Linked DNA regions of Homo sapiens: all the other regions are linked to region 5. Evidence: chromatin contacts called from ENCODE Hi-C or POLR2A ChIA-PET data. All regions are on one chromosome and are shown on one strand. Each heading gives the region's core, a stretch centred on a gene start or an enhancer-like site at or near the end of the contact. The rest is flanking DNA. Distances are from core to core; before and after follow the strand shown.

Region 1 (5,238 bases), core at 1,643-4,142, 1.0 Mb after region 5:
AAAGTGCTGGGATTACACGTGTGGGCCACCATGCCTGGCCGGAGTTTCGTTCCTGTTGCCCAGGCTGGAGTGCAATGGCGTGACCTCGTCTCACTGCAACCTCTGCCTCCTCGGTCCAAGCTATTCTCCTGCCTCATCCTCCCTAGTAGCTGGAACTACAGGCCTACACCACCACGCCCAGCTAATTTTTGGTATTTTTAGTAGAGATGGGGTTTCACCATGTTGTCCAGGCTGGTCTCGAACTCCTGACCTCAGGTGATCCGCCTGCCTCGGCCTCCCAGAGTGCTGGGATTACAGGCGTTTGCCACCGCACCTGGCCTACATCTTGATTTCTTTTTTTTTTTTTTTTTTTTTTTTTTGAGATGGAGTTTCTCTCTTGTTGCCCAGGCTGGAGTGCAATGGCGCTATCTCAGCTGACCGCAACCTCTGCCTCCCGGGTTCAAGCGATTCTCCTGCCTCAGCCTCCCAAGTAGCTGGGATTATAGGCATGCGCCAGCACGCCTGGCTAATTTTGTATTTTTAGTAGAGACAGAGTTTCTCTATCTTGGTCAGCTGGTCTTGAACTCCTGATCTCAGGTGATTCGCCCGCCTTGGCCTCCTGGGATTACATGTATGAGCCACCATGCCTGACTAGATTTTTTTAAAGTTAACACTGGCTAAATGAATGATATAGTCAGCTATAAACAGATGATAGTAAATAAGTCCATGATCAATACAGACAAATAGAAACAAACACATAGTGAACACAAAAACAGAAACACAGAGAATCAGAGTTGAGGGATTGCAGATGTGTGAATGACATGAAAGTTGATGAAGGCAACATGTACATACTGGCCCAAGTACATGACAGGATGGCCCAGGTAGGTGGAGTTTTGAAAGCTCCCAGGTGATTTAATGTTAGAGCCATTGACTTGTTGACCCAGAACCAGGGCTGGGAGAGGGAACAGGGTCTGGATTTTGAACAAGCCCCCAGGTGACTTGAGGCTCACCCTGCAGAGCCATGCTGGGATAGGTGACAGAAACTGGGGTAAGTATAGAAAGATGAACAAAGCCAGATAGAAGAGGGTACAGCTTGGGAACAGAGCTCTCCACTGGGTTCAAAGGTGAAACCTAGGCCGGGCGTGGTGGCTCACACCTGTAATCCCAGCACTTTGGGAGGCGGAGGCAGGTGGATCACGAGGTCAGGAGTTCAAGACCAGCCTGACCAACATGGTGAAACCCCGTCTCTACTAAAAATACAAAAATCAGCCGGGCGTGGTGGCACATGCCTGTAATCCCAGCTACTGTGGAGGGTGAGGCAGGAGAATCGCTTAGACCCCGGGAGGCGGTGGCTGCAGTGAGCTGAGATGGTGCCACTGCATTCCAGCCTGGGTGAAAGAGCGAGACTCCATCTCAAAAAGAAAAAAAAAAAAAAAGAGGAAACCTAGAGGTAGACAGCAAGGAGAGGTGAAGACCAGTACAAAGCCTCTATCTGAGCCCCAAGGGAAGGCATTTGGGGTCAGGAGCACCTGTAGGTCATCTCCTTGCCTGGGGCTGTGAGGAGCTGGTTTCAAGGTTATCACACATCTGTGCTCCCAGGGCAGCTCATTCTCTCCACCCTGACAGTCACCCAACCTTTGATCTCCTCCTCTCACCACACAGGGGGCTCCAGGCCCCAGCTCCAGAACCCCCTCCCTTCCCGTGACCGCCACCCCAACCCTCCTCCAATTTGGGGAAGCCACAGGGCCTCCCAGGCTGACAAACAGCTGTTCCAGCGGTGGAGGGCAAGTCCCAAGCCTGACTCCGGCTCAGTCACCAAGGTCAGGGCAGAAGAGAGGAGGAGAGGTCAGAGAGGAGGAGTAACGGGAGGAAACCCAAGGGAAACAGAGTGGAAGAAATGGGAATGGGAGGGAGGGGGTGTGAATAAAGAGCGGAGATGAAGAGGCACAAACAGGGGAGAGGCAGCAGGCCTGGGTGGTGGGAGGAGAAAGCAAGAGAGGCCCATTTTAGAGATCTGTTGCACATATTGGTGACTACTCAGTCACTTAGTGACTTTGGGAGACTGAGGCAGGCAGATTGCCTGAGATCAGGAGTTCAAGACCACCCTGGGCAACATGGCAAAACCTTGTCTCTCCTAAAGTACAAAAAATTAGCGGGGCATGTTGGTGGGCGCCTGTAGTCCCAGCTACTCGGGAGGCTGAATGAAGCAGGAGAATCGCTTGAGCCCGGCAGGTGGAGGCTGCAGTGAGCCGAGATCGCGCCACTGCACTCCAGCCTGGGCGACAGAGCAAGACTCTGTCTACAAAAAAAAAAAAAAAGTATTGCATATTTCAAAATTGCTAAAAGAGTACATTTGAAATGTTCTAACCACAAAAAAAGTAGGTGAGGTGATGGATATGTCAATTAACTTGATTTCATCATTCCACAATTTCATCACCTTGTAGGCCGTAAATATATATTTATCAATTAAAACTTTTGAAAAGCATTGGTAAGATGGCAAATAATATGTAATTATGGCGTGTACCTGCAATCATCTAAGAGCACATGTGTTCCAGTTTTAATAATTTTAGTAAAAGGAAAAAAAGAGGCCGGCCCAATCCGCGGCGGCAGGCGCATGGGGGCAGCAGCGAGCACTGCCCAGCAGCGAGCCCTGCCCAGCACAACCTGCTCCCCAGACCAACCCCCGCTCTGGCCGCGCCAAGGCCTCGCCCCCACCCATGTAGCTCCGCCCCACTGCCCTCTCGCTCCGCCCCTGTCCCGCCAGTCCCGCCCCCTCCGACTCCGCCCGGCTTCCGCCAACCAGCCCGGCCCCCGCCCCTCTAGCTCCGCCCCACTGCCGTCCCGTCCCGCCCCGGCACCGCCAGCTCCGCCCCCGCCCCTCTGGCTCCGACCCGCGGCCTCCGCGCCCCGCCCTGCGCGCTCGGGCTGGCTCGGCGGCTGCGGCGGGCGGGCAGGCGGGCAGGCCGGCAGGCGGGTGCGCGGAGGGCTGGTGCCCCGCAGCAGGTGGGCGGGGTGCGGTTGGCGGCGGCGGCTGGGCCGGGGGCTGCCGGCTGCGCTCGGGCCGTGCGCGGCGGCCGTGCGGGCACGCCATGGACTTCAACATGAAGAAGCTGGCGTCGGACGCGGGCATCTTCTTCACCCGGGCGGTGCAGGTGAGGCCTGGCGTCGCGCCGTGCGCCGGGGGCCCGGATGTGCGGCGGGCGGGGAGCACCCTGCGGCAGACGCCTGGGGACGCGGGAAAGCCCTCCCGGGCTGCTGCCCTCGTCCCCGCCGCGGCACACCTCTGCCCCCCTGAGCCCTTGCTGACCGGAAGAGGGAAAGAGCCCGTGCGGCCCGAGCCGGGCCTTGGCCCTGCTGCCTGGGGCGAGGCACCGGTGCCCACCCTTTGGGCTGGTTGGGTTACCCTGCTCCCCTGGCGCCTGCCTGGCTGAGGAGGGGAGGAGGCACCGGCTGGGTGCTACCTCCCTGCCCTTGTCCAGCAGTGACTGGCGCCTGGCGGGGCATTTAGCGACCTGGGTCCCAGGCCCAGGGACTCATGCGTCCACCACAACCCCTTCTCCGAGCCTCAGTCTCCGCACCTGTGCAATGGGCGGCTGGTGCCATGAGTCCCTCATGGCCATTTCACACGTTTGGATAGTCAGGCCGGAAGCCAGGAGTTGTTTCTTTTCTGCTCCACGGGAGGTCTGTTTCCTTGGTCCCTGGGCCTGGGGGATGGAGAGAGGGCTGGGGTCTGGCTGGGAAGCTGTCCAGGCCCACGATGCTGAGATTGGAAGAAGTCCTATCCGTTTAGGGGCAGAGAGTAACAGGCAACTCAACATCATGGGAAGACCTAGGGTCAGGTGTGGGTGGGAATGTGCCCTCCTGTGACCTTGGGGGAGGGGCCTTCATCTCACTGGGCCTCAGTTTCTCAGTCTGAAAAATGGGATCAGTATTCCTGCCTCCCAGGACAGATGCGAGGATTCTGTGGGACTCTGCATATGTGTGCTCACCAAAGGCAAGCTCATTATTGGTGTCAAAGTGGTTAATATTGCACCTGTGCAGCATGTGACCTTGGACAAGTCACTTCTCTCAGAGCCCCGCCCTCCCCTTCTGTAAATCTGGTGTAACACCGTGGTTATGGGATTCAGTGGGATTCCGCAGGCCCGGGGCTGGCCCATCCCAGGGTTCTGGGAGCAGGTCCTGTAGTCTTGTCTTTGTCGTTGTCGTTGTCATCGTTGTTGTTTCTGTTGAGTACAGTTCTCTCCCCACCCCCAACCCGGGCACTCCCCTCCCCAGGAGCCCACACCCAGCCAGCAACCCATGTAGTCATGTTTACTAGAAGGTGCTGTGTCCCGCTGAGGATTAGCATCCCAGCGAGAATTCACTGCTTAATGTGTTCCAAGTCTGGTGGGCAGCCCCAGCCCTAGTGGAGATGCCAGGATCCCAGAGCCCCTCGGATTGGACGGCCCCAGTCCATCTGGGAGGGGGGAACCCACTCTGCTGTTGGTATGGCAACCACACTATCTCCCACATCTGGGAAGAACCTGATCTGCCAGTTCCCTGCTAGGGCTGGGGCCCTGCTGCCTGACCTGGCCAGGGCTCTCAGGACCTAGGCAGGGCAGGGCCTAGGTGTGGCTCCGCTTGGTGGGAGCTGCCCCACAGGGTCACTGTTACTGGAGTGGGAGCCAGCAGTCAGGCCCCAGCCTCGGGGTGGGAGGGAGGGAGCTGAGAGCTTTATAAATAGAGGCTTTCTCTGCTCTGCACGCCCACCCCACTGCTGCCATTTTCCCGGGAGCAGCCTCGGACTCCAGCACCAAACCCCTTCCTCTTGGCAGGATTGGGGCAGAGTGGCAGGCCAGGGGATAGAGAGGCCTGAAATGTGACCTGGCAGGAGAGGCCACAGAGGGGCTCCGCCTGAGACCAAGCTGGCCTGGATGGGAGACAGTCAGGAGGGATGGGAGAGGGGTTCTTTATGATCAATACATGTGATGGGCTCAGGAACCTCCCAGTCCCTGCAGGTACAAGAAACAACTTTAAGAGCCTCCCCGATCCAGCAAGGAACAAGGCCTTGGCCCTGAGATGAGGATCCAGAGGGCAGGATCCCTTTTGTATGGGTCATTCTGGGATGGTCTCCTGCATGGAGGGCCCCTGAACTGTGCTCAGAAAGTAGGGAGGGGCTCATGATGTTGGTCCAAGTGGCAGGAGCAGCCCAGATAAGGGCACCGAGGCAAGAAAACCTAAGGCAGATTTGGACAAGATGCCAGTGGGGGTGGGAGAGGG
Region 2 (4,754 bases), core at 997-3,496, 1.4 Mb before region 5:
AAAAAAGAAAAGAAAAGAAAAAAGAAGGAAGGGAAGGAAGGAAAAGGAAGGGAAAGGGAGGGAGGGAGAGAGGAAGAGGGCAAGGGAGGAAGGAAGGAGAAAGGAACCAGAAAAACAGATAATCAACAAACACATACATTTCATCACCTTCCTATGGAGAGAAAACAATTCACTGTGAATCTTAAGTGAGGCTCCCAAGAGCCCTAATAGATACCCAAGGCAGGCATAATTATTCCCATTTTACAGATGCAAGATCTGAGCCTCAGAGACTTGCTTTGTAAAGGTAACCCGATGAGGACCAGAATCCAGCTGCGCAGGCTCCAAGAGACACACTTGCCCAAACAAGTAGAAACTCACTCTCAGATGATTATCTGCCAATCCCCAAGGAAAGCAGTTATCCTCAGAAGGCAGGACTCCTTGGGCGTCTGTTTGTCCTGAGCATCTCGTACTGTTCTAACCCTGCCTTAAACTGACCAACTGCCACACACTCCGGGTCTACTAAGTTCTAGAGACCTCCAAATGCTACTTTTTCCCATCCCTGCCTCCCGAGAGGCTCAGCACTGTATAAGCGCCCACTAATGTTTGGGCCTTGAATTCCTTCTGTATTGTCCATGCCTTAGGCCAGCACCTGTGGCATCCATGGGCACAGTTTGGCTCTATGGGTGGCACCACAAGGGGCTCACGTCTGTCCTAGGACTTGACAGCAGTTATACCAACAACCGTAGGAGGAACCACTAACTGTGCCAGGCCCTCTGCTAGGCCCTTCACCGCTGCCCAAACCTGCCAGGTGGAGGGTGCACGCCCCGATTTATGCAGATGAAGCCTCAGACAGCCCCAGAGTCACTAGGTTTACGGAAGAAAGAAGCAGGATCTGCACCCCAATGCCTGGGCCTCCCCAGTCCCACCTTACACCACAGCGCTGTGCATAGACATGACTAAATGGCTGCAGCGAGATTCGGAAAAACCATGCTAAGACCGCACACAATTGGTTACAAAAACCAAACTGGATGACACTGTACAAAGCCACATCAAATGCACACTAAACCTTAAAGAAAAAAAAAATCTTAGGGAAAGTTTAACAGTCCTGTAAACCAAAGGCATTTAAAGATTTCTCCCAGGAAGCCATTTAGCAAAAGACACTCCCCAGCCCCCCTTCTCCCACTTCCTTCAAGCTCACCACTGAAAACACCTCCAATTCTTGCCTAAAGGTGGGCTCCGACCTCCCACGATATTTAGAAGGAGGAAAAAAGAAAAAGGAAAAAAATCCACCTCTTAAGGCAAATCCACTCTTCAGAGGCCCACAGTTTCAACAGGGCTGAATTTCTCTCCTGGGGGTTGAGGGGAGGCAAAAGAGGAGGAAAAAAAAAAAAACCCCATCTGGCAGGCCCCGAGTGGCGACATCCTGTTTATTATTAAACATTTTTAGCATGGAGCATTCAGCATTTCGAAAATAACCCTCTGGTTCCCGCACTCACACCGAGACTGGGCGGCCGCTCGCCTCCCTCCCCCAGCCGCCAACTTTAGCGCCGCCGGGGCCCGGCCCACCCCGCGCCAGGAACGGCCCCGCGAACGCCGCTCAGCGCCCCGGACCCAAGGCCCGACCCCGCAGGATCCCGCCTCGGGCGCGCTGCTCCGTCAATTGGGCGGGGCGGGGAGCAAAGACGCCGGCCCCAGAACCCCGAGACCCGGCTGCGGGCCCGGGACCCCCGCCCCTCCGGCCTCTGCAGCCCGGCCCGGCCTCGGGGGTACGGGGGTGGCGGGCGAGCCCTGAGGGAGTCGCGCGGCCCCTGGACCCCGCCCGAGCCTGAGGCCGCGCGGCGCCGCCACAACAATGGCGAGCGCGCCCGGGCCCGCCGCCCCCAGGCCCCGCGGCCTCCCAGCCCCGCAGCCCCGCGCCCGGCGGGAAGGAGGCGGCGGCGGCCGCGCTCGCGGACAAAGGTCGGGCAGGGCCGCAGGGCCCCCGGGCCCCCGGCGGCGGCCGCGGGAGACAAAGCCCGGCCGGGCCGCGCCGCCTCCATCTTAGCGCCGCCGCCCCCACGCCCCGGCCCCGGCCCCGGCCCCGACCCACCTGGTCTGGTTCCGCGGGCGCGGCCGGGCCGGGCGATGGCAGTCGGGCGGCGGTCGGGCACGGGGGCGGCGGGATGGCGGCGGATTGCGAGGCGGCGGCGCGGGCTGCTCGCTCGCTCGCTCCCTCCCTCCTCCCGGGCTCGCTCGTCGCTGCGCGGTGGAGCCTCGGCGCCTGTCTCGCCGCTCGCTCCCTCGCGCTCGGCTCCCCGCCCCCCGCCTGCCGCCGCCCCCGCCTCCTCGTCCTCCTCCTCCCGCCGCCGCCCGCAACCTGGGCCCGCGCAGCGCCCCCTGCCGCGCCTCCCGGGAGCGGCGGCCTTGGGATCGGCCCGGGGGCCGGGCGAGGGCTGGGGCCAGGGGGGAGGGGCGGGGAGCGGCGGGAGGGGGCTGGGAGGGGGCTGGGAGTGGGGAGGGGCCCGGGGACGGCGGGAGAGGCGGGAGAGAACGGGGCAGAGCGGGGATCGGGGAGGAGACCCGGAGGAGGGGCCAGGAGCCAAGAGAAGGGGCCTGGGAAGGGCATGGGCCCGGCCTGGGCCCGGGGGAAGGGCGCCCGGAAAGAGGGGGAAGGGATGGAGGGGGCAGTGACGGGGGAGCGAGCCCGGATCTCCGCCCCCTCCCCCTTCAAAACTGCAGCGCCTCAGAACAGACTAAGCCCGGATTTTGTTAAAATATGTATACGGTATATGAACGGAAAGGAAGCAGAAATAATACTTTTTTCATTTCAAAAGCAAGGTTGTTGCACAATATGGGTACTTTGTCCCATTTTTACAAAATGAAAACTAATAAGCCCCTCCTCTTGAGTGTTGTGTGTTTGTGTGATTGCAAAACAAAAGGTCCGGGAGACTGCACTCCTGTCTTGGTTACCTCCGTGGTTTGAGGTTGGGAGAGCGGAGGAGGGTTCTTACTTTTTTAGACACCTAACCAACTATAAAAGCAATTTCAAAAAGCAAATACAAAAAAAAAATGTTAGGGCCTGGCACCCAAATCATCCCACCCTCTTCCAGTCACGGTTGCTCTAAGCACCAGCTGCGGGCCATGCCCTATGCTAAAGCACGTGGTTTGTCTCACTTAATCCTAACCCAGGGGCAGATATTATTGTTCTAATTCACAGGTGAGACAAAGGAGGCTTTGAGAGAATGTGCCCCAGGCCACACTGCTGGACCCAGAAGGAAAATTAACCCACTTCAGCCTAACTCCAGAACTGAGGCTGGTGAACAAAGCTTAGTTTTTGGGGAGTAGAATTCTGGATACTTTTATAGCCTTATTTATAATTCTCTGAATTTTCCTACATTTTATCCATGGTCATTTTCAGTGTTATCCTTTTTTTCTTTTTTCTTTTTTTTTTTTTTTGAGACAGTCTCGCTCTGTCCCCCAGGCTGGAGTGCAGTGGCACAATCCGCAATCTCTGCTCACTGCAACCTCCAACTCCTAGATTCAAGCGATTCTCCTGCCCCAGCCTCCTGAGTAGCTGGGATTACAGACATCTGCCACCATGCCCAGCTAATTTTTGTATTTTTGGTAGAGATGGGATTTCACCATGTTGGCCAAGTTGGTCTGGAACTCCTGCGCTAAAGTGATCCACCTACCTTGGCCTCCCAAAGTGTTGGGATTACAGTGCCGGCCACTCTGTTTTACATCATCAAATCTGCATTATTCCCCTGCCAATGTCTTCAATATTTCGCTATCTCTACAAAACAGGGAGGATGTAACCCTAATTTTTGTTTTCGATTTTGTTCCTTGACCATCTTCAGGAAGGCCATAGAATTGGCCCAGTGCTCAAAACCCAGCAACTAATAAAAATGATAGAAGGCAAATAAACAAATAAAAAATAAATTAAATAAATAAACTGAGCCTCAGGTTCTTCATCTGTAAGGCTGGCGCAGTGGCTAACACCTGTAATCCCACCACTTTGGTAGGTCGAGGCAGGTGGATCATGCGGTCAGGAGTTCAAGACCAGCCTGACCAATATGGTGAAACCCCATCTCTACTAAAAATACAAAAATTAGCCAGGCATGGTGGCAGTCGCCTGTAATCCCAGCTACTTGGGAGGCTGAGGCAGAAGAATTGCTCAAACCCGGGTGGCGGAGGTTGCACTGAGCCGAGATCATGCCACTGCACTCCAGCCTGGGTGACAGAGTGAGACTCCATCTCAAAAAAAAAAAAAGAAAGAAAATAAACAAGCAAAAAAGAAATAAACTATCTGAAGCCTCAGATTCTTTATTTGTAAGGCCAAGCGTGGTGGCTCACCCCTGTAATCCCACCACTTTGGGAGGCCGAGGCAGGCAGATCACCTGAGGTCAGGAGTTTGAGACCAGTCTGGCCAACATGGTGAAACCCCGTCTCTACTAAAAATACAAAAATTAGCCGGGCATGGTGGTGGGGTCCTGTAATCCCAGCTACTCGGGAGGCTGAGGCACAAGAATCACTTGAACCCAGGAGGTGGAGGTTGCAGTGAGCCAAGAGCACGCCACTTCACTCCAGCCTGGGCAACAGAGAGAGACTCTGTCTCAAAACAAAATGATAGGAGGAGGCTGAACAGTAACAGGGTGGTTTACTGAGCACTTACTATGTGACAGCCACTGTGCTAAACACTCCCTATAGAGTCACTCAGGTAATCCTCACGACATACCCATAAAACAGACACTAGTGTGCCCATCCAACAGAGAAGAAAAGTAGACTTTGTGGAGGCA
Region 3 (4,876 bases), core at 1,441-3,940, 1.7 Mb before region 5:
CATTCATCAGGTGGAAGAGGGAAATGAATTTGTCAATCTTTGGATTTGCCTTTGACCTCTAGAGGGCTGCAACTGATGAAATGATGATGGGAAATTTGGCTGCCATCTATGACCATCTCCTTTTTTTTTTTTTTAAAGAGGGAGTCTCGCTCTGTCACCCAGGCTGGAGTGCAGTGGCGCGATCTTGGCTCCCTGCAACCTCTGCCTCCCAGGTTCAAGTGATTCTCGTGCCTCAGCCTCCTGAGTAGCTGGGACTACCAGCGCGCACCACCACGCCCGGCTATTTTTTGTATTTTTAGTAGAGATGGGGTTTCACCATGTTGGCCAGGCTGGTCTCGAACTCCTGAACTCAGGTGATCTACCCACCTCGGCCTCCCAAAGTGCTGGGATTACAGGTGTGAGCCACCACACCCGGCCTGACTAGCTCTTAGTTGTGGAATCGGTGACCCTTTAGACTGTCCAGGGAGATGGGAATAAGAATCTCTCACAACATTAGCAGTTTTTCCTCCTCCCTGCACCTCCCCCAAATCCTGTCCCCATCACTAGGTTATTTAATTTACTTATTTTGGGGGAAACAGGAGGGAAAACTAGCCCAGGTGGTGCGTGCTACTTCTTTGTATTCCATCTTAGACTAACAACAGGAAGCAGGCAGCAGAATTGCCCCACATTGGAACATCACTTGCGTTACTAATTTGTTGTTATTTACTACTTGTATTATAGGATTTAACTTTGACTTCCCAGCTAAGTTGTGAACTCTTTGGAGGGAAGCACCAATTGTGCCCACTTTTGTAGGGCCCACAGAACCCGAAATAGTGCTTAGACTTAGCAGATCCTTTGATTCTTAAATGACTTTTTTTTTCCTTTTTTTTTTTTTTTTTTTTAGCCAGGGTCTTCCTCTGTCACTCAGGCTGGAGTGCAGTGGTGCAATCATGACTCCCTGAAACCTCTGCCTCCAGGGCTCAAGTGATTCTCCCTCATCAGCCTCTCAAGTAACTGGGACTACAGGCAGGTGCCGCCGTGCCTGGCTAATTTTTGTATTTTTAGTAGAGACGGAGTTTCACACATTGCCCAGGCTGGTCTCGAACCCCTGGGCTCAAGTCATCCACCCACCTCAGCCTCCCAAAGTGCTGTGATTGCAGCCGTGAGCCACTGTGCCCAACCACGACTTTTTTTTTTTTTTTGAGACGGAGTCTCGCTCTGGAGCCACCAGGCTGGAGTACAGTGGCATGATCTCGGTTCACTGCAACCTCCATGTCCTGGGTTCAAGAGATTCTCCTGCCTCAGCCTCCCAAGTAGCTGGGACTACAGGCGTGTGCCACCATGCCCACCTAATTTTTGTATTTTTAGTAGAGATGGGGTTTCACCATGTTGGCCAGGATGGTCTCAATCTCTTGACCTCGTGATCCACCTGCCTCGGCCTCCCAAAGTGCTGGGATTACAGGCGTGAGCCACCGTGCCCAGCCACGACTTTTAATGAACTCATTTCCACACTAGAAAAGTTCCACAGCTGAGCCCCAGGGTGCCCTTCTGGATGTCAAATAAGCAGGGCAGGCAGGGTGTGCTGTGTCCCTGAGGGAGTTGGGCCCAGGCCAGCATGGAGGCTCTAGGCCTCAGGGGACATTTAGGCCTGAGTAGGGCCAACCCCAGCCCGGGACAGGTGGCTCTCGCTGGCAGGGTGACTGAGTCCCACATGCAGGGCTGGGGTGGAGAATGAATCCTCCGCCTTGGCATAGACCTTGGGCCAGCAGAGGGCTTTCATGCCAGAGTGGACTCATTCCCCGGCTGGAGCCTCTGGGCTGGCAGGAGGTGCTATGAGGCCACTCCCAGGCCCTGGTGTGGGGTCTCCAATTAAGAAGGGGGTGCGGGCAGGGTGCAGTGGTTCACACCTGTAATCCCAGCACTTTGGGAGGCCAAGGTGGGTGGATCATGAGGTCAGAAGATCGAGACCAGCCTGGCCAACATGGCGAAACCCCGTTTCTACTAAAAATACAAAAATTAGCTGGGCATGGTGGCATGTGCCTGTAATCCCAGCTACTCAGGAGGCTGAGGCAGGAGAATTGCTTGAACCCGGCAGGCAGAGGTTGCAGTGAGTCGAGATCGCGCCACTGCTCTCCAGCCTGGCGACAAAGTGAGACTCGGTCTCAAAAACAAAAAACAAAACAAAAAAGGGGGTGCTGCATCTCTGGTTTGGGGGAGGTCAGGACAGGCTCCCAGCCAGCAGAGCTTGTTGAGTCCTGGTGAGAGTGAGTTCTAGGCCCTGGTGTGGAGCCTCTGGCCCACAGGGGATGCTGGGTCCGGGATGATGCTAGGGTGGGGTGGGCGTCAGTTCCACGTCCTGGGGTGGAAAATCTGACCCAGGAGGGTTCTCTGTGTCTCTGGTGAGGGGGCAGGCCAGGCTCTTGGGCAACCGAGGACCCTGGGTTGGAGCTGTCAGTCCCAGGTCTGGAGCTGGTGACTCTGGTCCCACAGCAGAGGAATGCGGAGTCCCAGGCGGGGTCGGCCCCACACCCCAGGCCCCAGGCCCCGGCGTGGGGACTCCGGCTCGGCAGGGGGCGCTGCGTCTCGCGCGTCGCGCGGGAGGCTCGGGCGGCTCCGGGCCCACAGGGGGCGCTGTGGCGGCGCGGCGGGCGCCCGGCAGGTGGCGCTGTGGCCGTGGCCGCGGCCGAGGCCCGGCGGGCGGGCGGGCGGCGTCGCTGCGCTGCGGCCGGCTCGCGGGCCGGGGGAGCGGCGGCGGGCGCGCGGGAGGCGGAGCGGCGGCGGCGGGCGCGGCGGGAGCGGCTGGGCCCGGGCGGGCTGGAGCGCGGTCGCCGAGCGCAGGGCCGCGGCCGCGCGGAGCCCGCCATGCCGGCGCGGGTCTGAGGCGTGGCGAGCCAGGGCCGAGGCGAGCGGCGGGCGCGCCGCCCCTGTCGCCCCGCGGCGGCCCGGCCCGGGCCCGATGAGCGGCGGCCTCGGCCTCCGGCGCAGCCCGGAAATGTCCGGCAAGATCGAGAAAGCAGGTGAGGCGCGGGCGTGGGGCGGCTCCCTCCGGCCGGGCCCGGCCCTGGGGCTCCGCCGCTCCCCGGGCCGAGCGCGGGTCGCCCGGGATGTGCGGCCCTCCGTGCGCCGGGGCGGGGTGAAGCCACCGAGGCCTCGCCGGGGCGCCTGGCAGCTTCTCCTCCAGGCCCATTGCCTGCCGGGCGCGGGGGGAAGCGGCCGCTGCGGGGGCGCCAGGGGCCGGGCCGGGCGGGGCCCCTGCAACCCGGGGCCGGGCGCGCTAGCCGCTCCGCGGTCCCCGGGAACTTCCGAAAATGGCTCGAGCCCCAAGCAGGGGAAGAACAGCCCGGGCCGCGTGCTGCTGCGGCTGCAGCGATCGGTGCCCGGCCTGGGCTCGGCGCTAGGAGGGTGAACCCAGCTGAGCTGTAAAATGTGTCATTTCTAACGAGCTTCGAGTTTAACGAGAAGCGTCCACTTCGGTTGCTTCAAAGGAAGCAGGCTGGATGAGTGGGGGTATTTTGAGGAGGTAGTCAAGTTTCCCCTCCCCACCCCGATCAAGCTCAGCTCTGCAAGGAGGGCAGGTGGGGGACCGGTGGGTTGGAGTAGATGGTAAATCTTGATGCAGACCTCGTCTCTTTGTGTGTTCCTAGAAATCTGGGGGAGTTACCTTCCGAGTCCCTGGGTTTGCCTGTCCTGGAAATAGAGTCTCCAAAGATTCAATGACTGTCGAGCCTGTGGGGCCCCAGGCTTTATTAGCCTGCAGCACCTTGCAGGGCAAATGCGAATTCTTGGGTCTAAGGTGAAGTGGGCGGGTGCTCCTGGGCTCCTGTACTGGGAGCATGCCCTGTGGTCATAACCCCGGTAGCAGGTTAGCTTGGCGGCTGAATGAGGGAAAGCAGATTTTTAGGGAGCTGCAAAGGAGGTCTGTGGCTTTGATTGTGGAAGTTGCTTATGTTTCCTGGGTTGAATCTGGGATACTTCTGTGGGGTGCACCCCTGCAGCGGACCCACAAGGCAATATGACTTTTGCAGGCTGTGGTTGAAGCACAGAAGGACATTTTTGTAGGCTTTATTGAGGGTTTACTATATATCTAACTCTTAGCACCTAAAATGCATTGCTTCTTAAATTTTTGAAGCTAGTCTGTGGGAAAGAATATGGTCCCAGTTTTACAGGCTCAGAGAGGTTCAGTGAGTTCCGGCTGTCCAGACAGCAAGAGGGCGGCAGGCCCCTAGTATATTCATTCCTGGCCCTCTGACCAGAAGCCAGGGTGCTTTTCTCAGGGGCAGGGCGCTTGGGTTCAGGTGCCATTTCTTGAGTATTTTTCTCACTGAATTTGAGCCCCCACAGCCTTGCCGAGTGACCATGAGTCGCCATCCTGTACACCTGCTGCTCCAGAAATAACTTGGGTTCATCTGTGCAGCATTTCTCAGGAACTTCTTGTATAGTGTCTTGTCAGAACGGTACTGTTGGGAAACTTGGATAATTTATTTTAAAAAGAACATTCACTGAGTTCTTTTATAAGAACTTTATAATATATAAGATTATATTATATCTTTTTATATCTAATATAAGATTATATTATGTTTTATATCTTTATAATATAAGAATATTCTATGTTCATTGTCAAAACTTGGAAATCACAGAAAAGTAAAATGAACCGGATTGGAAATCATCTGTCAGCCAGGTACAGTGGCTCACGCCTGTAATCCCTGCATTTTGGAAGGCCAAGGCAGGAGGATCACTTGAGCCCAGGAGTTTGAAACAAGCCTGGGCAAAATGGCGAGACCTCATTGCTACTTTAAAAAAAATTTTTTTTTTTTTTTTTGAGACGGAGTCTTGCTCTGTTGCCCAGGCTGGAGTGCAGTGGTGCGATCTCGGCTCACTGCAAGCTCCGCCTCCTCCT
Region 4 (5,118 bases), core at 1-2,500, 1.4 Mb after region 5:
AGGTGCCCTTTTGTCCTGTAAAGACTACAAACCCCCTACAAAGCTAAGTGGGTGTGAAAGGGCCAGATCGCGCGGTTCATTTCCGGTAACCATCCCGGATTGGCAGCCCCCCTGCCGAGAGCCTCCTAGGCAGAGGCCAGCTTTCTTAGCCATTTCCAAGACCCCCGATACACTGGTCGCGGCGCCAGGTTTCTCCGCACGCTGGCGCGACGGGGCGGCCGCCCCACGTGGGGAGTGCGCCCGGGCTGGCCAGAGCATCCTCCCGGCCGGCCAAGGCCCAGCGCGCGGCCGCCCGCGTGTTCCCCGCGCCCCCACCCCACCCGAGCTCCAGGCAGAAGCCCCGCCGGGGCCAGCCTCTGGGCGGGGGTGCCGGGGGCGCCGCCGCGGGCCGGGCGCGAAGCGGAACCGCGCGGGAGGTCGGGCGCGGGGCCGCGTCCGGCCGCACCATGTGGCGGCGGCGGCGGCTGATGGGAGCGAGGCATCATGGCGGAGCACAATAAAGAGAGGCTTCTCGGGAGGGAGGGAGGGGGAGGAGAGCGAGGGAGGGGGGAGAGGAAGGGGGGGTCTCCTCCGCCCGCGCCGAGCAGGCCGCAGCGCCCCCGCCTCGCAGCGCGGCCGCCGCGGCGCGGGCCACCCAGGCCCCCAGCCCAGCCGCGCACAAAAAAGGGCGCCGAGTCCGCGGGCCCCCGCCCGGCCGCGCCGCGCCCCCCCGCCCGGCGCCCCCCGCGCGCGCCCCGGGCCCCGCCGGCGGCCTGCGGGCCGGGGCGGGCGGCGAAGATGGCGGCGCGGGCCGGCCCCCGGGCTCGCTGCTCTCACCTGAGGTCTCGTCGGCCCCGTCGTGGTTGGAGTTGAGCTCCTTTTTACTGACTTTGGCCGCCGGCGCCGACATGGTGCTGCTCCGCGGTCGGGGGGGGAGCGGGGAGGGGGAGAGAAGGGAAGGCGAAGGGGGCGGGCAAGCGGCTTCCCCTCACGCCACACGCGCGGGCGCCCGCTCGGTCCGGCCGCCTCCTCCCGGCGCTCGCTCGCTCTCCCTCCCCCTCGCTCGCTCGCGCGCGCTACCCTCGCGGCCTGACGCCGAGGGACGGGCTGGGGCGGCGTGCCGGGCCCCGGCCCGGGCTCCTGTTCGCGGAGGGGAGGCGGAGGCGGCGGCGGCGGGCGGCTCGGCTCCCTCACTCGCGCTCGGCGATCCAGCCAGCTCGCTGCTCGCTCTCCCGAGCCGCCTCCTCCTCCACCTCCTCCTACGGCGAGGGGCGGGCGCAGGGCGCAGGCGCGCCAGGCCCCGCGCGGATGCTCCGCCTCCGGCCGGGGAGGCTCGCGCCGCGGCGCCATTGGCCTGGGCGGCGGGATGAGGGGGCGGAGTCGCGGCGCGGAGACACAGGGCCCGGCGAGAGGTGGGAGGAAGGCGCGCGGCGACGCACGGCCGCCCCCCGCGCCGCGTCCCCTCCCCCGCTCTCCCCTCTCCGGCCCGACCCAGGACACTGGCGCGCGGCAGGCCGGTGGGCGGGGCGTCGCACGGAGGCGCGGGTGCCCCCGGCCGGCGCGTCACGTGGTGAGCGAGCGGCTTCCCTGCTCCGCGGGGCACCGGGAGCGGGGCGCCCACCACCCCGAAAGTGCAGGCCCGGCCTCGTATGGGGGCCCCGAATTCCGCCCGGCCTCTCGGCGCCTTCCACTTCGTGGAGAAAGCAGGGGGCACCCCATTCTGGATGCCAGATGGGGAACTGCCGATCGGACTCAAACTCGGGCTCGTGTGCGAAGCCCCAGGCTGTGTAATCCGCGCGCAGGGCCATTCCTGGGTTTTAGTCCAAGCCCTGCCCAGCAAGCTTGTACCCTTGAGCAAGTCACCCTTCCTCTCTGAACCCGTTTCTGTTATGAAATGATAAAGGTTACGACACTGAAGCCACATTAAACTCGAAGTCCTGTGAAGGCAGGGAGGTACCACATTAGTCCGCGGTGCCCAGCGCCCGCAAGAATCATACTGAGCGTTAAGTGCCAGTTTCAGCAGCGCATGGCACGGTTATCTCACCGAGGCCTCACAACAGCCCCAAGCGATAGGCGGTGTTCTGTTCATAGAGATGAAAGGGGCCAACAAGTTCTACTTGAGAGGCAAAGTTCTGAACCACTAAGGAGGGCCAAAGCATTTTGTTTAAATAATACTTTTCAAGTAATGCGGATGCCCCACATTCTGTCCCTCCAGCACCCCAAGACATGAACCATAAAAAGCCAGAAAAACCCTGATTAGTAGCATTTGTTTGTTTGTTTTGAGACGGGAGTCTTGCTCTGTCCCCCAGGCTGGAGTGCAGTGGCGCAATCTTGGCTCACTGCAAGCTCTGCCTCTCGGGTTCAAGCAATTCTCCTGCCTCGGCCTCCCGAGTAGCTGGGGCTACAGGCACGTGCCACCATGCCCGGCTAATTTTTGTATTTTTAGTAGAGATGGAGTTTCACCACCTTGGCCAGGCTGGTCTACTGACCTGGGGTGATCCACTCACCTCGTCCTCCCAAAGTGCTGGGATTACAGGCGGGAGCCACTGCGCCCGGCCAGTACCATTTGTTGATTTTAGTGATACGCTGGCCAATTTCAAATCCTGGCCATGCAATAGCTCACTCCTGTTATCCCAACACTTTGGGAGGCCAAGGCAGGAGGATCGCTTGGGCCCAGGAATTCCAGGCTTCAATGAGCCCCAATGCAGCCACTGCACTGAAGCCTGAGTGACAGAGCAAGACCCTATCTCTAAAACAAAAACAAAAAAATACCTGAAATCTCTCTTTGGACATTTTTAACCAGAACTTGGGGTTGGAATTCTGCCTTCCAGAACTCACACTTTACCATTGGCTCTTTTTTTTTTTTTTTTTTTTTGGTGGGGGAGGGGACCAAGTCTCATTCTGTCTTCCAGGCTGGAGTGCAGTGGTGCCATCTCAGCTCACTGCAACCTCCGCCTCCCGGGTTCAAGTGATTCTCCTGCCTCAGCATCCTGAGTTGCTAGGATTACAGATGTGAGTCACCACGCCCTGCTAATTTTTGTATTTTTTGGTAGAGACAGGTTTTCACCATGTTGGCCAGACTGGTCTCAAACTCCTGACCTCAGGTGATCCACCTGCCTCTGCCTCCCAAAGTGCTGAGATTACAGGCATGAGCCACTGAGCTCGGCCCACTATCAGCTCTTAAAGCTCAAGCAGCATCTTTCATGTTCAAGACAGTGCACGGTGAGTGTCTTAGCCTCCCGAGTATCTGGGATTACAGGCGCCCACTACCATGCCAAGCTAATTTTTGTATTTTTTAGTAGAGACGGGGTTTCACCATGTTGGCCAGGCTGGTCTCGAACTCCCGACCTCAGGTGATCTGCCCACCTCGGCCTCCCAAAGTGCTGGGACTACAGGCATGAGCCACCCACTGTGCCTAGCATAAACTAAACTTTGTTGCAAGTGACAGAACCAAGATTCTAAACCAAGTAGCAATTGACAAAGCCCTTACCTTAAAACAGTTTTTCTATTTTTATTGTTGTTATTATTATGAGACAGGGTCTCTCTCTGTCGCCCAGAACCATGGCTCACTGCAGCCTTGACCTCCTGGGCTCTGGGGATTCTTACACCTCAGCCTTCTGAGTAGCTGGGACCACAGGCAAGCACCACTGCCACCTTGCCTGGCTAATTTTGTTTTTATCTTTTGTAGAGAGGAGGTATCACCATGTTGCCCAGGCTGGTCTCAAACTCCTGAGCTCAAACCATCCTTCAGCCTCAGCCTTCCAGAGCTCTGGGATTACAAGAGTTAGCCATCGCACCCTGCCTCAGTTTTTTTAATGTGACCAACAGTCAGAAGTACTTTTGACATCATGACCTAGCACACACAAACCAAAACTTACCCTTACCAAGGGTGATGTGATTCTAATTTCCTATTTAAAATGCAGGTCACACCCCACCAAATTGATTTCACGACCCGCTCCTGGGCTGAGTCTGTCTGAGAACACTATGCCAAGGGCTGGCTGCTTCCATCCTCAAAGCCTGACCCATAGGGTCACTCCTGACCCACAATGTCTCCTAAGTGCCTTATCTGCCTGTTTCCCAAGCACCTGCAGGGGTCCCAGGGAACCCTGTAATGCCTTCTGATGGGGGAGTGGGCTTTCAGGTTCCCTTTCTGGCCTCCCAACCCTCCCTGCCACCTCCCTGCCCCTCTTTTCCTGCCCTTCCCCACACAGTGCTTCTCAAGATAAATATGAGCACACTAGGAAGTTGAAGAGAAAGAGAAAGCAAAAGGGCCAGGGGTGTGAGTAAACACAGGCGAGCCGGGGGCACACTGAGAGGTTATTCACCCACTCTTAGGACTCTGCTCTCTCCCCGTCTCCAACACCAGAAGCTCTGCATTCTCTCTTCTTGGCCTCTCCCCTCACTCAGAATTCCTCCCTTGCCTCTCTCCTCTCCTCCTGGCCCCTCTGGTTGTTTTTTTTTTTGTTGTTGTTGTTGTTGTTCTTGTCGCCCAGGCTGGAGTGCAATGGCACGAACTCGGCTCATTGCAACCTCCGCCTCCGGAGTTCAAGCAATTCTCCTGCCTTAGCCCCCCAAGTAGCTGGGATTACAGGCATGCATCGTCACGCCTGGCTAACTGTCTTTGGTAGAGATGGGGTTTAGCCATGTTGGCCAGGCTGGTCTTGAACTTCTGACCTCAGGTGATCTGCCCACCTCGGCCTCCCAAAGTGCTGGGATTACAGGCGTCAGCCACCGCGCCCGGCCCCCGGCTCCCTTTGAAGAGGACAGAACCCCACCGCCAGAAAGACTGGAACAGAGAGAGGCTGGCATTCCCCCACAGTGCTGCAGTGTCCCAAGCACAGACCAAAAAATCTCCAGAGCCTGGAACATCTCCCCCGCCACAGACACATACACATCTCTTTGAGCCTCCTGTTCTGATCTGTAAAATTGGGATGTCCACAGCATACGGCTGTGAGGATAGAGAAGTGCTTGGCACAGCTTCTGGCATGCCATCAGTGCCTACTAAGCAGCAGGAGCTGTTCTTTGGGTTTAGATGAACCCCCTCACACCTTTCCATCCCTTCCAGTCCTGTTAATGCTCCCAGGAAGCTCACTGGAAGGAAACTAGGAAGACTCACCCACATTTTGCTGCGCACAAATG
Region 5 (4,905 bases), core at 1,851-4,350:
GGAGTGACAGTGTGGGTGCAGATAAAAGTCCCACACCTCTAATCTTGTCTTGGTCTTTATGGTGACCAGTCCCATCTTGAGGTACTAATACTTAGGGACTGTCAGCCATCAGTCATCTCATTAGTATATAAAAAGACATCATTTTGGGGTTTTTAAGGATTTTAGGAGCTATACTTCAGGAAACAAGGTTGACGACAAAATATATATTTTGTAATATCACACCAAGATCATAATTTTGTAAATCAGTGTTCCCTAGATTTTACTGAGAGGTGAAACCAGTATCTGCAACCCAGATTAACCCCCTAGATAATATCAGCGTTTACATAGAGTTTAGAGTACCCCTGGTGAAAACTGATTCCTAAGTAGGTCAGGTCACAGTAGTTTGTTAATGGGGATACTTCCTTGTCTTAGAATCACTTCCTCCTGCTCTGAAGGGAAACTGAAATGGATTTAGTTCTTCCTAAAAAATGCTGTGCTATATTTTAGCCTTTTTTCTGCTGGCTTATTTCATTTTATCTCATGGCTTCATGATCATTGGTGTCTCTCTCCTTTATTTTTTGAAGATTCTGACACTTTCAAGCATTTTCCAGTTACTGCCAAAGCTTAATGAAGTTAAAGATATTTGCAGTGTTGTATAATTAACTCACATCCATAGAGTTCTGCGGCAGCTTTTAATGGGTTCCTTCCTATAACTAACAATCTCCTGCTTACTCGTCTTAAAAAGTTTCATCTTCATGTGGTCTCTTTTTTTCTTCTGCTGTCCCTTCCTCTTCCTCTTTCTCCTCTTTAAAGCAGCAGGTTGTTTTACTTCTTGATTAGAGTATTTTCACAAGTGGTCACTGTTTTTGAGAAGTCTCCAATAACTTGGTCAAGATTAGATCATTGTATTTGACTAAAAAGTCAAGCCCTGGCAGGAAGGTGATTACTGAGGCAATGTCTTGTTAGATAAACCTGCATTGCATGTACCGTTTCCAAATTTTAGCAGACTAAACTGTGCAGCATTGTTTGAATTTCCCCCTCCAACTCACTCTGGCTATTAATCTGCCTTAGGAGATAGGTAGCTGGCCGTTCTCATTGTTATATATCTAGCAGTCTCTGGAGGAAAGAGAATTCAGACCTGGTAACTGAGAGCAAAATATTTATACAGACACAAGAATGGGGGTGGGCAGGAAGGGAGGGTTGTAACTGAAAAAAGGCAGACCAAAACAGTTTTGACAACTTAAATTTATTGTAACTGCCCAACAAAGGAAGTAGAGTTGGAGGTTTATCTGCAAGAGGTTTTTTTTTGTTTTGTTTTTTGTTTAGTAGCTCCACCTCTTAATTTATTATTATTATTCATTTTATTTTATTTTTTGAGACAGTCTCGCTCTGTCACCCAGGCTGGAGTGCAGTGGCACAATCTTGGCTCACTCCAACTTCTGCCTCCCGGGTTCAAGCGATTCTCTTGCCTCAGCCTCCTGAGTAGCTGGGATTACAGGCGCCCTGTCACCACGCCCAGCTAACTTTTGTGTTTTTAGTAGAGACGGGGTTTCTCCATGTTGGCCAGGCTGCTCTCAAACTCCTGACCTCAGATGATCCACTCACTTCTGCCTCCCAAAGTGTTGGGATTACAGGCGTGAGCCACCATGCCCGGCTTTAATTCATTATTGTTAATATTTTTGAGACAGGGTCTTGCTCTGTTGCTCAAGCTGGAGGGCAATGGCACCATCATGGCTCACTGCAACTTCAACCTTCTAGGCTCAAGCGATCCTCCTGTCTCAGTCTCCCAAGTAGCTGGGACCACAGGTGCATGCCACCATGCCCAGCTAACTTTTTTTTTTTTCTTTTTGTAGAGACAGGGTCTTGCGATGTTGCCCAGGCTGGTCTCAAATTCCTGGCCTCCAGCCATCCTCCCACCTGGGCCTCCTGATGTGCTGGGATTACAGGCGTGAGCCACCAGACCCGGGTTAGCTCCACCTTTTAATGGAGGAGAATGATAAGCAGGTTGAAAATGGTGGGGTGGGATTGGAGAAATGCATCATCGTAAAATATTTTTTAACTGGGGGCCCATGTTGGGAGTCGCACGGTTTCTCAGAAAAGGATCCAGTAGTAGCATTAACCGAGGGAGAAAGATAAGCTGTGGGGAAAGGGCTAGTGATTCAGGAGTTGGAATTCCAAACATTTTCCATAGCTTGTCAGGAACATTTGTGCAGACCTTTGGATATATAGAGAGGGAGTCCGTCTGCTGATAAAATGAGCGCTGGGTTTACCAACCTTCGGCCTTGGCCCACCCCTGATCCTCACCGCCGGGCAGTGAGATGGACACGTTATTTGCCTCCATTTGGTGGACTGCGCTCTGCGCTTCCAGAGGTGGAGCAATTGTCCGCCTCCGCCCGGCCAGCACGTGCGGGAGGCTGGATTTGAACCAAACAAGTTATCTGTGTACCCCACGCCTTTGCTTTTACCCACTAGGCGGTAACGTGATTTCACGCCTGAGAGTTTCTTGGCTGAACAAGTTGGAAATCACTGGTTTCAGAGATTGGAAATCACTGGGTGCACGCCCCTGGATTCTTTCCCTAGCCACTCGAGGCCGTCGCGCTTGCCTCGACGTCTCTATTCGCACAGCGCGCAGTTACCACCGCCCCACTCCCACCGCGCCAGCCTGCGGGACTCTCGGGCTTCCCTCGGGCGGTGGGAAAAGAGCCTCCCGGGCTGACTCTGCTCGGCGCGCATGGCTGCCAGGGGAAAGTATTGTCCTTAAATCCAGAGCGGCGATACGCGCAGGGGAGCGATCTCAGACCGCGGCGGAGCATCGGTGATCCCAGGGCCTGCCGCGTTCCAAGGCAAGCGCTAGTACTGCGAGCAGACAGTGGTCACTAAGAAGTCATTACCAGATTGGCAGGGGGAGTCCTAGGGATCCGGGTCCCGCCGTCCCTCACACCTCCCTCCGCGTCCTTCCGGACCCCAGGGCGACGCGGACCCGGCCGGGGGAGCCCGGGGGAGGGGGCCGGGCCGGGGTGGGGCGGGCGCGCGTGCGCGAGCTGTCAGACCGGCCCCGCCCCTCCCCTCCCGCCCCTCCCCCGCTCTCCGGGTGTAGGGCGGGCGGGCGCTGCGGCGGCCGCGGCTGCTGCTTCCTCGGGCCATTTTGCTGTGGAGCGGCGGGGAGGAGGAGCCGCCGAGGAGACCCCGGGCGAGGAGCTGCGAGCCGGAGGAGGCCGCGCGGACTCCGGGCTTTCCGCCGTCGCGGGGATCTCGGGGGGCAAAGGGATCGCCGGGGAGGGGGACCAGAGAGCCGCGCCCGCCGCGCGGAGCGCCCCTTCGCGTCCCCTGCACCATGAGCTGGGGCACCGAGCTCTGGGTGAGTGAGGGGCTGGGCCCGCGGGCAGATGCGGGGCGCGCGCTGCGTTTCCCCGCGGCCTGGGGAGGGGGCGCGGGCCGCGCTGCTGGGCGGAGGCGAGGGCGCGCTGGTCGGGGTCCTCGCGGCCTGGGGAGGAGGCGGGGTTCCAATGCCCCTCGTCCGCCTTGGCCCGAGCAGGAGGTGCGGGCCGGCTTGTCCTTCGGAGGCGAGGGGAGTTGGTGCGGGTCCCCGGCGGCCTGAGGAACGGCGCGGGCGGGCCTCCCTGTCCCCGGCGCCCCGGAGCGGGCCGTGTGTGTCGGGCCGAGCCCTAATCCCCCGGGGCGAGCCGCGGATGCCCGGGGAGGGCCGGGACCGGGCGTGGGGGCGTGGAGGCCCCGGCTGCGCGGCGCTGCGTTGGGTCTCGGGGCGCCCCGGCCGCGAGTTCTGTCCTGGCTCCGCGGAGGCGCTGGCGGATCGGGCACTTCCCCGGGAGCGGGGCGGCCGGGGCGAGCGCCGGGGGTCGGGTTTTGGGGTGCTGGGGCGAGAGTGCGGTCTTCGCTCTGGAGGCGAGGACTTCTGGCCCGTGGCGGCTCCGGGCGCACTTGTTCTTTCGGGGTAGCTCAATCCTGAGTGGGATGTGGGCACTGCGACGTCTGGTCTGGAGGGGAAAGTGGGAGTTAGGGAGAGATCTTACGTGATCTACCTCAGGAAGAGGCGTTCGCGGGGTCAATGATCTTTAACGGTTGCTCGGAGAATAGTTTCCAGTGGGGAAAGTTGGCGGTGAGGGGCGCCTTGCGGGGATGCTTGGCCGGGGGATGCGCACGGTAAACGGGCAGCCCTCAGGGCTGAGGGCCGTCCCCGGAAAGGCGAGGGGCTGGCTGTGGATGGAGCTCTTTTCCTGCCGTCCCCGGATTCCTGGGGAAATCACTGGGCAGGGGATGGGCAGTGCGGCGGCCCGGGAAGGAGCAGACGAAATCTCAGTTACTGCACTGAAATGCCCTCAAGATGAGCCATTTCCCAGGATGAACTCTAAAGTGCCTGAACTACCTTTTGGAATTCTATTTGCAAAGGGTGTGGAGGAGAAAGTGTAGGGTGGTGTTGCTATCTGAGATGAGGCCAAGAAATCTCATATCAAAATAAAACAAGGTTAGAGCAATTACAGAAACAGAGCACATCCTCCCTTGTTTTTTGTTTTGTTTTCTTTTGCTTTAATTGTTTTTACATAACCATTTGTTAGGTACAGAAGCAGCTACGGTTGTTATTACCAAAATCCTGAGGGCAATAGCTCCCTTAAATTAAGATAATTCATTTTATAAACATCTTCTGCCTAAAAGGGATTCATGACAAAATTTCCGCTGATGTTTACAAGTATCCATTTTGAAAATAAAATAGTTTAAAATATTTGCACACACCAGTTTAGGCAAAATCTATGACTTTGAGTACCGTATTGAAGTTTCTTTCCTCTTCTAATCCTTCCACTCCCTTTAGCTCTCTTTAGCTTATCTGGGGTGGGGAAGCAAATCAGAAGTAATCTTTGTCAAGACAGTAGAAATTGTGGCACAATTTTTTTTTCACTTGTTCAGACAGGT

Evidence for each region. Hi-C counts contacts between places; a loop is a spot of excess contacts on that map. ChIA-PET counts read pairs that join two places held with the same protein, here RNA polymerase II (POLR2A). Pooled maps may share reads with other maps.
Region 1: a pooled map shows a loop between it and region 5 (5-fold over the local background). The contact joins the promoter of SH3GLB2 here to the promoter of FNBP1 in region 5. A Hi-C loop is called at or near these places in 1 of 50 pooled maps. POLR2A ChIA-PET finds 5 or more read pairs at or near these places in 2 of 52 experiments (OCI-LY7 and activated CD4-positive, alpha-beta T cell).
Region 2: a map of naive thymus-derived CD4-positive, alpha-beta T cell shows a loop between it and region 5 (11-fold over the local background). The contact joins the promoter of PRRC2B here to the promoter of FNBP1 in region 5. A Hi-C loop is called at or near these places in 1 of 168 maps with a recorded cell type or tissue (naive thymus-derived CD4-positive, alpha-beta T cell), 1 of 37 single-sample maps with no recorded cell type and 5 of 50 pooled maps. POLR2A ChIA-PET finds 5 or more read pairs at or near these places in 2 of 52 experiments (K562 and naive thymus-derived CD8-positive, alpha-beta T cell).
Region 3: a map with no recorded cell type shows a loop between it and region 5 (5-fold over the local background). The contact joins the promoter of RAPGEF1 here to the promoter of FNBP1 in region 5. A Hi-C loop is called at or near these places in 1 of 168 maps with a recorded cell type or tissue (B cell), 1 of 37 single-sample maps with no recorded cell type and 5 of 50 pooled maps. POLR2A ChIA-PET finds 5 or more read pairs at or near these places in 2 of 52 experiments (OCI-LY7 and activated T-cell).
Region 4: a map of OCI-LY7 shows a loop between it and region 5 (9-fold over the local background). The contact joins the promoter of SET here to the promoter of FNBP1 in region 5. A Hi-C loop is called at or near these places in 1 of 168 maps with a recorded cell type or tissue (OCI-LY7), 2 of 37 single-sample maps with no recorded cell type and 5 of 50 pooled maps.

The regions. Positions count from the first base shown.
Region 1 is chr9:129,025,985-129,031,222 of GRCh38, reverse strand. SH3GLB2 (SH3 domain containing GRB2 like, endophilin B2) reads left to right here and starts at 2,892. Exons shown (of 11, transcript NM_020145.4): 1 at 2,892-3,131. The coding sequence starts at 3,069. RefSeq lists enhancers at 1,176-1,915, 1,916-2,655, 3,340-3,903, 3,904-4,467, 4,468-5,031 and silencers at 2,530-2,959, 3,000-3,509, 4,392-4,623.
Region 2 is chr9:131,391,578-131,396,331 of GRCh38, reverse strand. PRRC2B (proline rich coiled-coil 2B) reads right to left here and starts at 2,246. Exons shown (of 32, transcript NM_013318.4): 1 at 2,069-2,246. RefSeq lists enhancers at 1-222, 985-1,746, 2,873-3,022 and silencers at 1,553-1,842, 2,073-2,182, 2,213-2,402.
Region 3 is chr9:131,737,890-131,742,765 of GRCh38, reverse strand. It overlaps RAPGEF1 (Rap guanine nucleotide exchange factor 1), which reads left to right and starts at 2,690. Exons shown (of 27, transcript NM_001377935.1): 1 at 2,690-2,996. The coding sequence starts at 2,936. RefSeq lists silencers at 2,467-2,726, 2,877-2,926, 2,977-3,306.
Region 4 is chr9:128,685,354-128,690,471 of GRCh38, reverse strand. It overlaps SET (SET nuclear proto-oncogene), which reads right to left and starts at 1,250. Exons shown (of 8, transcript NM_003011.4): 1 at 817-1,250. The coding sequence starts at 889. RefSeq lists silencers at 381-500, 881-1,790 and enhancers at 2,077-2,953, 4,304-4,403, 4,444-4,533.
Region 5 is chr9:130,041,384-130,046,288 of GRCh38, reverse strand. It overlaps FNBP1 (formin binding protein 1), which reads left to right and starts at 3,100. Exons shown (of 17, transcript NM_015033.3): 1 at 3,100-3,337. The coding sequence starts at 3,314. RefSeq lists silencers at 2,838-3,397, 3,578-3,737.